3 separate regions of the Homo sapiens genome follow, and regions 1 and 3 are each linked to region 2. Evidence: chromatin loops called from intact Hi-C (ENCODE). Cell type or tissue: CD4-positive, alpha-beta T cell. All regions are shown on one strand. Each heading gives the region's core, and the rest is flanking DNA. Links, peaks and the distances in the headings are about the cores only.

Region 1 (3,512 bases), core at 309-2,808, 650 kb after region 2:
AAGAAACGTATCAACTGCTTGCAATGTATAGAGCTTATCTGGATCCTGATTTAAGCAAGCATATTGTTAAAGACAGATAAGACATTGCTGGTGCCAATGCAAGCTAGTATAATGCTTTTGAAAGCATTGCTTCTAGGTCCTCTCAGTGAACAAAGCTAGGAAATATATGCATGTATACACCCACACAAATATCCACATCTACATTTATTTTTATATCTATCCTATCTATACCTAACAAATAATACAGCTTTATCTTTTGGCTTACCAATCCCATTTCTAGAAGTCTTCCCTGTAGATACACTTTCAACAATACAAAAGTGAATATGCACAGAGTTATTCAGTGAATATGCAACATTATTTATATTTACAAAATATTGAAAACAATATAAATACCCATATACACTGTGACACATTCATACAGTGTGGTGGCATGAAGCTGTAAAAAAGAAAATGGAAGATCATTATGAGCTAATATGGAGTGATTTCTGGAACATATCATTAAATTAAAAGTGTTAAAGGCAAAAGAATATCTGTAATATGTTATCCTTCATGTGATGAAGGAGGTGTAAAAATATGTACATATATCTGCTTAATTGTGCAAAAGAAATACAGGAAGCCAGAGACTTAATGAGAGGCTACAGGTAGTTAGTGTGTATGAGGTACAAAGAATGAGAGAATGAGAAGGGAGTGGTAGAAATGACGGGGAGCAACAGTTTTGTGAATATACTTTTTTGTGTAGCTGTAACAGAGCCATGAGAATGTTTCACATACCCTCCAAAAATAAACAAATAATTAAAATCAACCATGATTTTGCAAGAAACAAAAGTTCAATGCAATTCATTACAAGTGAACCTAGCTATATTACAAATGAGTAATAAAACCACACTGAAGTGAGTGGGGAAGAAAAAAAGTAAGCTAACCTAAGTAACTATGGAAAGTACTATTAAAAATGCATACTGTAAGTCTAAAGAAAGACAAAAATAAATGTACACAGCAGTTGTACTCTAGTGAAGAAAGTTGTTTTTTACAATGGTGTGTGTTAACAATTTTATAATTACTTAATGGGTATATTAGGACTGAACAAATGTTGTGAGTAATAACAGGTTTCATAAAAGGAGTTACAAACAAGGGAAAGGGAGAAGGCTAAAATGAGCTATGTGAATTAGAATCAGAGATATCAGTATAAATGTGTGTATATCTGTATATATAAATATAGATGTAAGAACATTATCAATATGTAAATATGTATATATCAATATATACACATGTGCACACATAAGGATAGATATAGAAATAAATGTAGATGTGGATATTTGTGTGGGTGTATACATACATATATTTCCTAGCTTTGTTCACTGAGAGGACCTAGAAACAATGACAAAACATTAGCTGTGATCATACTTAATGCCTGGATTGTGGTTTCTAAATTTTTTTTACAATAAAAATAATTAGGGCTTTTTGGAGTCATGGTTAATTTCAAGCCTGGGGCAGGAAACAAAACAAGAGTAGCCAGAAACATCTTATGTTGCCAAAATGTAAGGAAGGATAAATAAATGATGGGGGCATGTTGAAAAGACACGGACAAAGCTTGAAGGAGCTCCCAGTCAACAAATCTGTGATAATTTGAACAAAAAAGTAAATAGTAATAGTCTTGGATTATAATATAATACAATAGATACCCATAAATCTATAGTCATATAATAAATAAATAAATGAATAATAAAGTTAAGATTTGGGAAACAGCTCTTCTTGCAGATGAATTTCAATTAAAAATGTGCAAAAGTGATAGAAATAGCCACCATTAAGCACAAACCACTGTAACATTTATTACAGACAAGAATCGTCAATGGATGCTAAAATTAGTGGGTGGAAAGATGAGACATAGGGTATCTGTGTAGTCTCAGACTGTCTCCCCATAAGATACGTATTAATTGCAAGGAAAATATAGTAACTTTACAATGGAGAAAACTGGTGGAAACCACTTTAAACCAAATCATTAAAGTCATCATCACCAGTCACCAATAAAAGACATGTGAACCTTGTGCGCCTTGTGATACTATGCACCGAGAAGGAAATAACATCACATCCATGGTGTTCTTGCCAAAATGCACTCATGAGGCAACACCACTGTTTATTTATTTTTACAAAGACATTGTGAAAATAACTGCTTGGCATACCATACTATTTCAGAGTGTCAAGGTCATGAAAGATATAGAAAGACTGAGGGGCTGTCATTGACTGGAGGAGGCTAAGGAGGTATGACAACTAAAAGCAATATAGGATCCCAGATTGCAATTGAACCATAGAAAGGAAATCAGTGGGAAAACTGCTGAAATTCTAATAAGATCTGTAGATTAGTTGATAGTACTGTTTCAATGTTAATTTCCTGATTTAAGTAGTATTTTAAATTATGATCCTACAGATAATATTAGGAGAAGCAGAAAAGAGTATTCAAGAAAGTTCTGCACTATTTTTTACAAAATTTTTGCAATTTTCACCTAAGACAAATTATCTCAATATTGAAAGATTAAAAAATGAGATGATTGGGGATATCTGAACACTGGATATGTGATGATATTAAATAATTATTATTAATTTTTACCTGAGATAATAGGATCATGGTTTTTAAAAATCATTGTCTTTAGAGATTAATTCAGAAATATTTACATATGGTATAATATGAAGCATGGAATTTGCTTGGAAATAATAAGTGTTGGCTAATGGGTCCAGGAATAGATGAATTAATCATTGTTGAAGCTCAGTAATGGATATATGGGGGAGTTCATGATTATTATTCTCTCTAGTTTTGTATGAGTTCAAAACTTCCTACAATATGTTAAAAAACTAATTCAATGTAGAAAACTGGAAAATTGCAGAAGAATATAAGTAAATAAAAACCATCTATAAATCCTCTAGATATTTATAATCAGTGCTACATTTTGATGTGTGTGGTGTATGCATGGGGGATTGGTGCTCAACATTTGTTCTACCTTGTTACTATAACTTCATGCACTTCAGGAAAAGGAGTTAAAAGTACAAATTCACGTCAGATTGCCTGGGTGAGTGTCCCATTATTGTCATTTACTAAATGTCTGATGTTGAATAGAGTACTTAACTTCTCTGAATCTGTTTCCTCATTTATGAAATGAGAGCAATACTATATGCTGTCACAACCAGTAAATAGAGGTTGAGTATGCCTTATCTGAAATGCTTGGGACAAGAAGTGTTTGGGTTTTGGATTTTTTTTTTCGAATTTTGTAATATTTGCATTATACTTATCAATTCAGCATCCCTAATCCAAAAATCTCAAAAGATGTGAATCTTAGAATTGAGGAAATACGGCATTGCTAACCTCACAGGCTTTTTTGTGACAAGTAAATAAGTTTATAAATGCAAAGTGCCAGACATTTGGGTATTCAGCAAATATTAGTTACCATTATCATCCTCATTACCATCATCATAATCATAAATATGCTGCTTAAGAGTGGTCATGGAGGCATCTCTGCATATTT
Region 2 (3,512 bases), core at 650-3,149:
CAAGGTTCTGAGTGAAATGTGAGCAAGTGGCAGTGACCAGAGGCACGAGGTAGGGAGGAAGTCTATAATGGAGATTCTGGAAAAGAAAATAAACTTCCAAATCAGGCCCACAAATGAGAATCAGGACTTTGCAAAGCAGGAAAGCATAGCCCCAGGGAAACTTTTATAGTCCAGCCATCCAGATGGGAAAAAAGTTGCATAATGAGCCAGCAGCAGCTCCCTACTCCTCATCGTTTATTTAGACTCAGTACTAGGATGGGAGTCTGATGTTCAATATTGATTTTTGTTGGCAATGTATAGAATGCCATGGAAGGTCATGGAACATCTATATTTTCTATAATATTCCGTGGAAGATCATGGAATATTATAGAAAAAAATGAGTTGAACTGTCAGATCTCAAAGATATCAAGGGAGCCTGATGATGCTTACCCTCTCCTTGTGGAGGTGGGGTGATGCCCTGGCCCAGAGAAAAAAATGAATTGGCCAAGGTGTCCAGCAAGTCTGAGGTAGAGCTAGAGTCAGATCCCTAGCAGCCATGTCAGTTCCTGTGCTCTACACATGCAGAGGCAGCAGTCCACCTCTTACCAGTTCAGCAGCTGGATCTTTTCAAGACTGTCAGGACCCAGAAGCAGCAGAGAACACTCCTGCAATGCAAAAATAGCACGCATTGTTCTCTAATCCTTCTCTCTATCCTCAGCTTTAATCCACCCACCTCCCTTTTTAGACACACACAGAGTTTTAGGGCTGGGCCTTCTGGATATTCTTGAACTAGTGGTGGAACTAGATTCTTTGCTGCCTCAGCTCACCTGGCCCTGGCAGCCACTGATGCCACTTAATGTCCTTAGGCTAGAGACCCAAGTTCGCCGGGCTCCCTGCCACATCCCACACACAGTAGCAGACAAGGCTGGTACAGGCCTCCTCACTTTGTCCTCAGCCTGACCTCCGGTTTGGGCCCAGACAAGATTTTCCTCTCAATATTTAGACTTTTCAAGGAAAAAGGCCTGCCGAAAGCCAGGCTCACAAAGGATGGGGGAAGGGGGACTCTGGAGACCTTGGGGATTCCCTCCACATTCCATAGAAGGTGCGAAATTTGGGTGAGGGTCAAACTATGGAAACAGGTATCATCTCAGAGAAGAAAAGTGAAAGCAATCCTGGAAAGGGAGCCCGGGGCTCTGGATTCCAAATTGGCCCTTGTCGCCGGCAGGCTGGGTAACTGTGGGGAGGGACTTTCCCCACTCTGGGCAGCAGAGGGCCCGTCGGTAACGGGTGGAAGTTGGCCTCTATGGTCTCTAAGGGCACTGGTGTGCCAGAGAGGCGGACGAAGTTAGGGCGCAGGCGCTGCAGCTAGCTTTCCTGGCAGGTGAGTCCCTCCTCTGGGTGGCCTGGCGGCGCGATCCGCAGGGCCTTGTCTCTACGACTAAGGATAGGCCGGCCCTTAGGTTTCTGCAGTCTTCCCAGATTCCTCAACCTCTCTGCCTCGTTACTCCCCGCCGGCCTCTAGCTCAGGAATAAACGTCCTGGTGGCGGCCAGGGCACAGTACCGCGAATGCACAGCGGCCACAGAAATGGGAGTGCGTGAAAACCGAAACCGATCCGGCGAGCCCCATCCGGGCAGGACTGGCTCCTTGAGGCCACGGTGTAGCCACGCCACTACCAGCCCGGCGTGGGGGCGGGAGTGGGGAGCCCCAGCCAGTGGTTCCGCACCCTCTCCGCCCCCTGCCAACACCACGCCTGCACTTATTTGCATTTAAAGAGAAACGCACCAAGGAAAACAGTGGGCGGGCCGGGGCACGCCTTCCCACCATAGCGATTGGGCCATATGCCTGCCAATCAGGACGCAGATGCCCCACCCGGTGGCCTTGGAGTACTGGGGGAGGGGGTATGGGGGAGCTACCCAAAGCCTGGGGAAGGGGAGTCAGTGCTGGAGGTGACTGGAGCCGCGGCGACGGCGGCAGCAGCTGCGGTGGCGGCGCTCTCAGCCGTGGCAGCCGAGGCTGCAGCCCGGCCCAGGGCGGCTCAGCGGACAATAACCGGGCTAGGAACCTGACCGGGCTGGGTAAGCGTTGCGTACAGCCAGGAGCCTCCGCCTGCCCGCGGTCGGGTGCATTCCCGCGTGCTCTGCTCCTACGGACTGGAGGAGGGCACTAAGGACTAGGCGGGTCGGAGTCCCGGTCGCTCGCCCCTCTCCTTTGGAACCCGCTTTGCGGACTGTCGGGTGGAGAGGCAGAGCGGCCTTGAGTCCCCTGGGCACAAGCGACCACGGCTGGGGGGAGGGGGGTTGGGGAGGGCGGGTAGGAAGGCAGGCTAGCCTGGGCCAAGCCTCCCGGCTTTCGGGGGGGCGGGGATGGGCCCGCACGTGCTGCCGCACAGTCCCGGGAAGGGCGCCGCCAGCCAGCACCCCAAGCCATGCATTTGTAGGCCAGGAGCTCTGCAGCTTTGTTGTAGCACATTTGCTGGAACAGCTGTGTAACGCGGGTACCGCTCACCCCTCTCTCCGGCTGCCTGGCTGCCGCCCCTCCCCTCCCCTGTGCATCTCCAGCCTCTCCCTCCTTTCTGCGGACTCAAGCTGGCGTGCTGGCTTGGGCCCGACGGAGACCGGCTTTGGCGTGGATTGGGACATCCACAGACTGCCCCCTCCCCAGAGGAGCTCAGTTGGGCCTGTGGGCTGAGCTCAGTCGCACACTTCCCTTCAGAACCTTGGCCTTGTGGCCCCAACTAGCCGCGCCCCTCCTCCTGGGCCTCCGGGCGCATCTGGCGCCCGCCCCCGCGGTCGGGCAGGCTGGCTGGCAGCCGGGCTCTTGCTGGTCCTTGGGTTAGAGCAGCGGCGCAAGCTAGTCCTTGAGTTAGAGCTGCAAGGCCGCTTTGTCTCCCGCCTCGCCTCGCCTCACCTCCTTTTCCCTTGGAGGATACTGGCCGCGTTTTCCTCTCCAGCCTCCCGTTTAAAAATAGCAATAGGCACGGTGTTTGGGGGGCATTTCCTTGCCAGAGGCCGAAGGAGCCCTCATTGTAGTACGGAACGTATCATACCATCTCTGTGTACAGGAGAGCTAGCGAGGTGGCCAAACCCTCCAACTTCGCAGTTACTTAACATACCCAGCCCGCCAGGCCCCTGTCATTGTCTGCTGGAGACACTTCTGACACTGGTGACCGCCCGAACGCTGGACTTTGCTTGGCTCCCCCGGTGGTGAGGGGCTGTGCCCGCTACATGCGTCACAGCCCAAGCGCCTAGGCGGCAGCTGGACTGGCCCCGCAGAGCTGGTCTCCGTTTGGCCAGGCTGCTTTCGGCAAGGGCCGCGGGGTCAAGGCGAGCCTTGTTCCACACACAAACATCTTCCTCTGCGGCTCTGCCTGCCTGCTGCAGCGGCGTGGGCATGGGCAAGGCAGAGGGCACTGCACTGTTGGACTGCCTGCCCCACCGGGATTCCAGCAGAGCCCCCTCCCCCAGTGTGGCTCCCCTCATTCGGCACCACCCACTGCACAGTCACTGCACCATGGTGCACCTCTGGCAGTGG
Region 3 (3,512 bases), core at 309-2,808, 830 kb before region 2:
AAAAGAAAATTTAGCTTTTCCATTATTACGCTTCTCTCTCGCCACGTCTTATCAGATAAACGAAACCTGAAATGGCTTAAAAACCAATAGGGAGGGAAAAGAACCCATCTTTTGTCTGCTCACAGAACTATCTTACAATCAAAATTACTAATCTAAATTCAGTATGCTTTTGATAGGTGTCATCTGTGGACTGTAAGTTTTTTCAACCACTTACTTTTAAGAAAACAACCTCATTCATCAAAGATAATGTTGCTAATTTTCAAAAAAGCACCTCACAACTTTAGAACCTCATCTAATCACCTTGTCCAGAATATCACTTCCGGTGCCTCATGCCAATGTTTTCTGGAACCGACTATCTTCAACTGCAGGCTACCTCAGGAAGAACAGATATATCACAACCCATCCTCGCTTTTATTGGGGATATTTTAGGTTTCATCATCGTATTTATAATAAAAAAGAAGTATGCCATTCTGGATGAAAAGTAGTTTGTAAAACCAGTTTCCCCTATTATGAATCAGCCATTCTGCCTACTTCTCAAGTTTGATAGCACTTTAGAAGTCAAATGGAGTGTGTGTTTGTTTTATTATTTTTATTATTTAATATAAGTACTATCTTCCTAACGTACATGTCAGGAGTCAGAAGCCAGGCACAAGGCTTTCGGGAGGTCTTAGCACACGAGTAGCAACAACACTGAAAAGTAAGGGGCCACTCCAGCTATGTGTTCAAACCTTGAGGCATGGAGCGACAGCAGCCCGGGGAATGGGCTCCTGAGAAGCCCGCGGTCAGGCTGAGCCTCCTGAGAGAGCGAGAGCCAGAGCCAGAGCGAGGGGAAAGGGGCGAGCACGGCACTGGGAGAGTCTGTCCACGAATCAGGAATCAGGCTGCGTGACTGTACGTAGAATTATCAGCATCTATGGCATCTAAGAAGCAAAGCCAGGCCTTAAGCACCCACCCCGCATTCCTGGACGCCAGGGTTGAGACCAAAAAGTGGTGGCTATGAGAAGGAAAACTACCTCGAAGGGAATAGAGAGCCGCGAGCAGATGTGGGAGAGGCGTCAGAAGCTTCTGCAGGAGAAAGCAGCGATTCGCTCGCCTCCTGGGGCCACGGAGGCCGGAAAGGCGCACTAGAACCGAGCGAGTGCGGTGCCACTACTCACCCCTACTCTCCTATGGTCCCCGTCGTCGCCCTGCTCGACGCAGCCCCTGCAGGGGGGAGCCCCTCCCCCGCCCGCCGCAGGGGGTGGGCTCGGCGGGCGAGAGAAGGCGGCGGCGCAGGTGTCCAACAGCCGGGGCCAGAGAGGAGCTGGGTGCAAGGGAGACAGCTTGGTGCCTTGCGCTCCGTGGCGCCGCCAACTTCACCACCATCGACGTGGAGGGACGAGGGGAGGCGATGGGGGGAAGGCGCTCGCCCAGCGGCCCGGACCCTCCTGGGGTACTAGGCCTGAGCCTCTGGAGGGACCGCCGTTACCAGTCCCCTCAGCGATGCGACCCCCAGGCCTGATTCCAGTCCCTGGGCCCCCCTGGCCACAGAGCAGCGGCGGCTCCCTCTTGGGGCCGCGGTCGCAGCTGCATCCTCCTGCTCCTCCTCCTCTGGCGCCTCTGCCTACACACACAGCCCCGGCGCGGTTATCGCCGCGGCGCCCGGCCGCCGTTGCCTAGCAACTGTGCGCATGCGCCCCACCCCTGTCGGCGACTGCTGCCACCGCTGGCGCCGCTGTCGGAGCTCAGACCAGCAGGCCTACGACCTAGAAAGTGCTCAAAACCCCACTTCCTAAGGCCTAGAAGGAGCGACGTGAAGGTAAGCGTGGGTGAGGAGAGGTCCAGGATGCTCTGCAATTCGATAGGCCCGAGGACTTGGGATACGACCGTCTCCCAGCCCCTCGACAGGCACCTCTGCGGTTAAGAGTGACAGTCCCAACAACCTCACTACTTGTCTCACTGCCTTTTATTTGTCTTTTATTTGTTTTTATTTTATTTGCCTACGTATTTGTCTTGGCTCCTCCAATTCATCCTTCACAAGGGCTGCCAGGGTAATTTTCTAAATAACTTCTCTGACTATGTCACTCGTCTGCATAACTCAGGTGGTTAAGGGTCACCTCCCTTAATAGGGCCTAACAATTCTTGACTACTGCAACAGCATACTCTCTGGTTTCTTTGCCTTTAGACTTGTCTTTCTGCAATTTGTTCTCATACTTCTACCAGTGATCAAATGAAAATCTAATCTCACTTCCTTCTGGCTTAGAGAATGGGCTTTGAAATTACAGCCAAGTTTGAATTTCTGCTCCACCACCAAGTAGCTCTGTTTCCTTGAACTAGGAATTTTTTTTTTTTTTTTTTTTTGACAAAGTCTTACTCTGTCGCCCAGGCTGGAGTGCAGTGGCGCCATCTCAGCTAACTGCAATCTCTTACTTCTGGGTTCAAGAAATTCTCCTGCTTCAGCCTCCCAAGTAGCTGGGACTACAGGTGCAAGCCACCATGCCTGGCTAATTTTTGTATTTTTAGTAGAGACGGGGTTTCACCATGTTGGCCAGGCTGGTCTTGAACTCCTGACCTCAAGTGATCCGCCCGCCTCCGCCTCCCGAAGAGCTGGGATTACAGGCGTAAGCCACCGTGCCCGGCCTGAGCTAAGATTCTTAACCTGTCTAAATCTGTTTCCTTATCAGTAAAATGGGGATAATTATAATACCTATAGAGTAGTTATGAGGATTAAATGGAAAAGTGAATGTAAAGCACTTAACATACATAACTTACTGTGGCTCAGAGTAAGCGCTTAGTAAAAATTGGAGTTATTTTTCAATAGATTCATTATCTATAATAAAGGAGAAAATACAGATTCCCTAGCTTAACATTCAAAGTCCTCTAAGATCTTGCCTCTATTTTTCTAGCCCTAGCTCCTTCCACACCCCCTTAGGCACCCAGCCACAGACCAGTTTTTACCTTTTCTGAGACACATCTAGATCTATAAAGTGCTTAGACATATTTCCCAAAGGTTCACCTGGGTAAGAAATCTGCATAAACCCTCCAGTTAATTAACATGTAAATATCCAGTGATTCTTCTAAAACTACACTTTTTAATTTTAAAATATTGACACTGAGAATTGACATGTAGGCAATGGCTACGTACAAACTTGTGTGATATTCTAGGGGCTTATTTACTTGATCTTTTTGAAATTAGGTTTAGAGGTTCTGTATTAAACTTAATACAATGTATAAACATATTTACAAAATGTGCCCTGCTGGATGTTTATTTAATAAAATATTTAAACATTTTAGAAAGTGTAAAAATAGCTATGCCATGTGTAAGAACTTTAAGAAGCCCTATAATAAGTGCCAGTGAAACATTAGTGGAGGGCCAGGCATGGTGGCTCACCCCTGTAATCCCAACACTTTGGGAGGCCGAGGTGGGCAGATCACCTGACGTCAGGAGTTCAAGACCAGCCTGGCCAACATGGCAAAATCCCTCCTCTACTAAAAATACAAAAATTAGCCAGGCGTGGTGGCACTTGCCTGTA

Evidence for each region. Peaks named below come from ENCODE experiments on the same cell type or tissue, not always from the same donor. Only the 100,000 strongest peaks of a DNase experiment are listed, where the experiment ranks them.
Region 1: it touches region 2 in a loop (5-fold over the local background); 8 of 110 quality-filtered maps call a loop at or near these places.
Region 3: a loop joins it to region 2, with 7 times the contacts of the local background. A loop is called at or near these places in 5 of 110 quality-filtered maps.

The regions. Positions count from the first base shown.
Region 1 is chrX:63,552,982-63,556,493 of GRCh38, reverse strand. All of the region lies in intron 1 of LINC01278 (long intergenic non-protein coding RNA 1278), which reads left to right. Among named protein-coding and RNA genes, the nearest start is that of LINC01278, 6.4 kb to the left of the region's middle. In CD4-positive, alpha-beta T cell, for the core only: no CTCF peak of the experiment used is centred there; no DNase peak of the experiment used is centred there.
Region 2 is chrX:64,204,114-64,207,625 of GRCh38, reverse strand. AMER1 (APC membrane recruitment protein 1) reads left to right here and starts at 1,918. Exons shown (of 2, transcript NM_152424.4): 1 at 1,918-2,056. It overlaps LOC112268307, which reads right to left and starts at 1,680. Exons shown (of 4, transcript XM_047442706.1): 1 at 1,542-1,680; 2 at 586-644. The coding sequence starts at 1,607. RefSeq lists an enhancer at 1,382-1,541 and silencers at 1,672-1,771, 2,752-2,811. In CD4-positive, alpha-beta T cell, for the core only: no CTCF peak of the experiment used is centred there; DNase peaks (open chromatin) are centred at 1,255 and 1,735; H3K4me3 peaks cover 2,361 bases; H3K27ac peaks cover 1,153 bases.
Region 3 is chrX:65,032,915-65,036,426 of GRCh38, reverse strand. ZC3H12B (zinc finger CCCH-type containing 12B) reads right to left here and starts at 1,601. Exons shown (of 10, transcript NM_001010888.4): 1 at 1,158-1,601. It also overlaps a transcript of ZC4H2 not described here. RefSeq lists an enhancer at 974-1,033 and silencers at 1,134-1,363, 1,424-1,573. In CD4-positive, alpha-beta T cell, for the core only: a CTCF peak has its summit at 1,531 (motif pointing left); DNase peaks (open chromatin) are centred at 1,186 and 1,656; H3K4me3 peaks cover 1,946 bases; H3K27ac peaks cover 1,071 bases.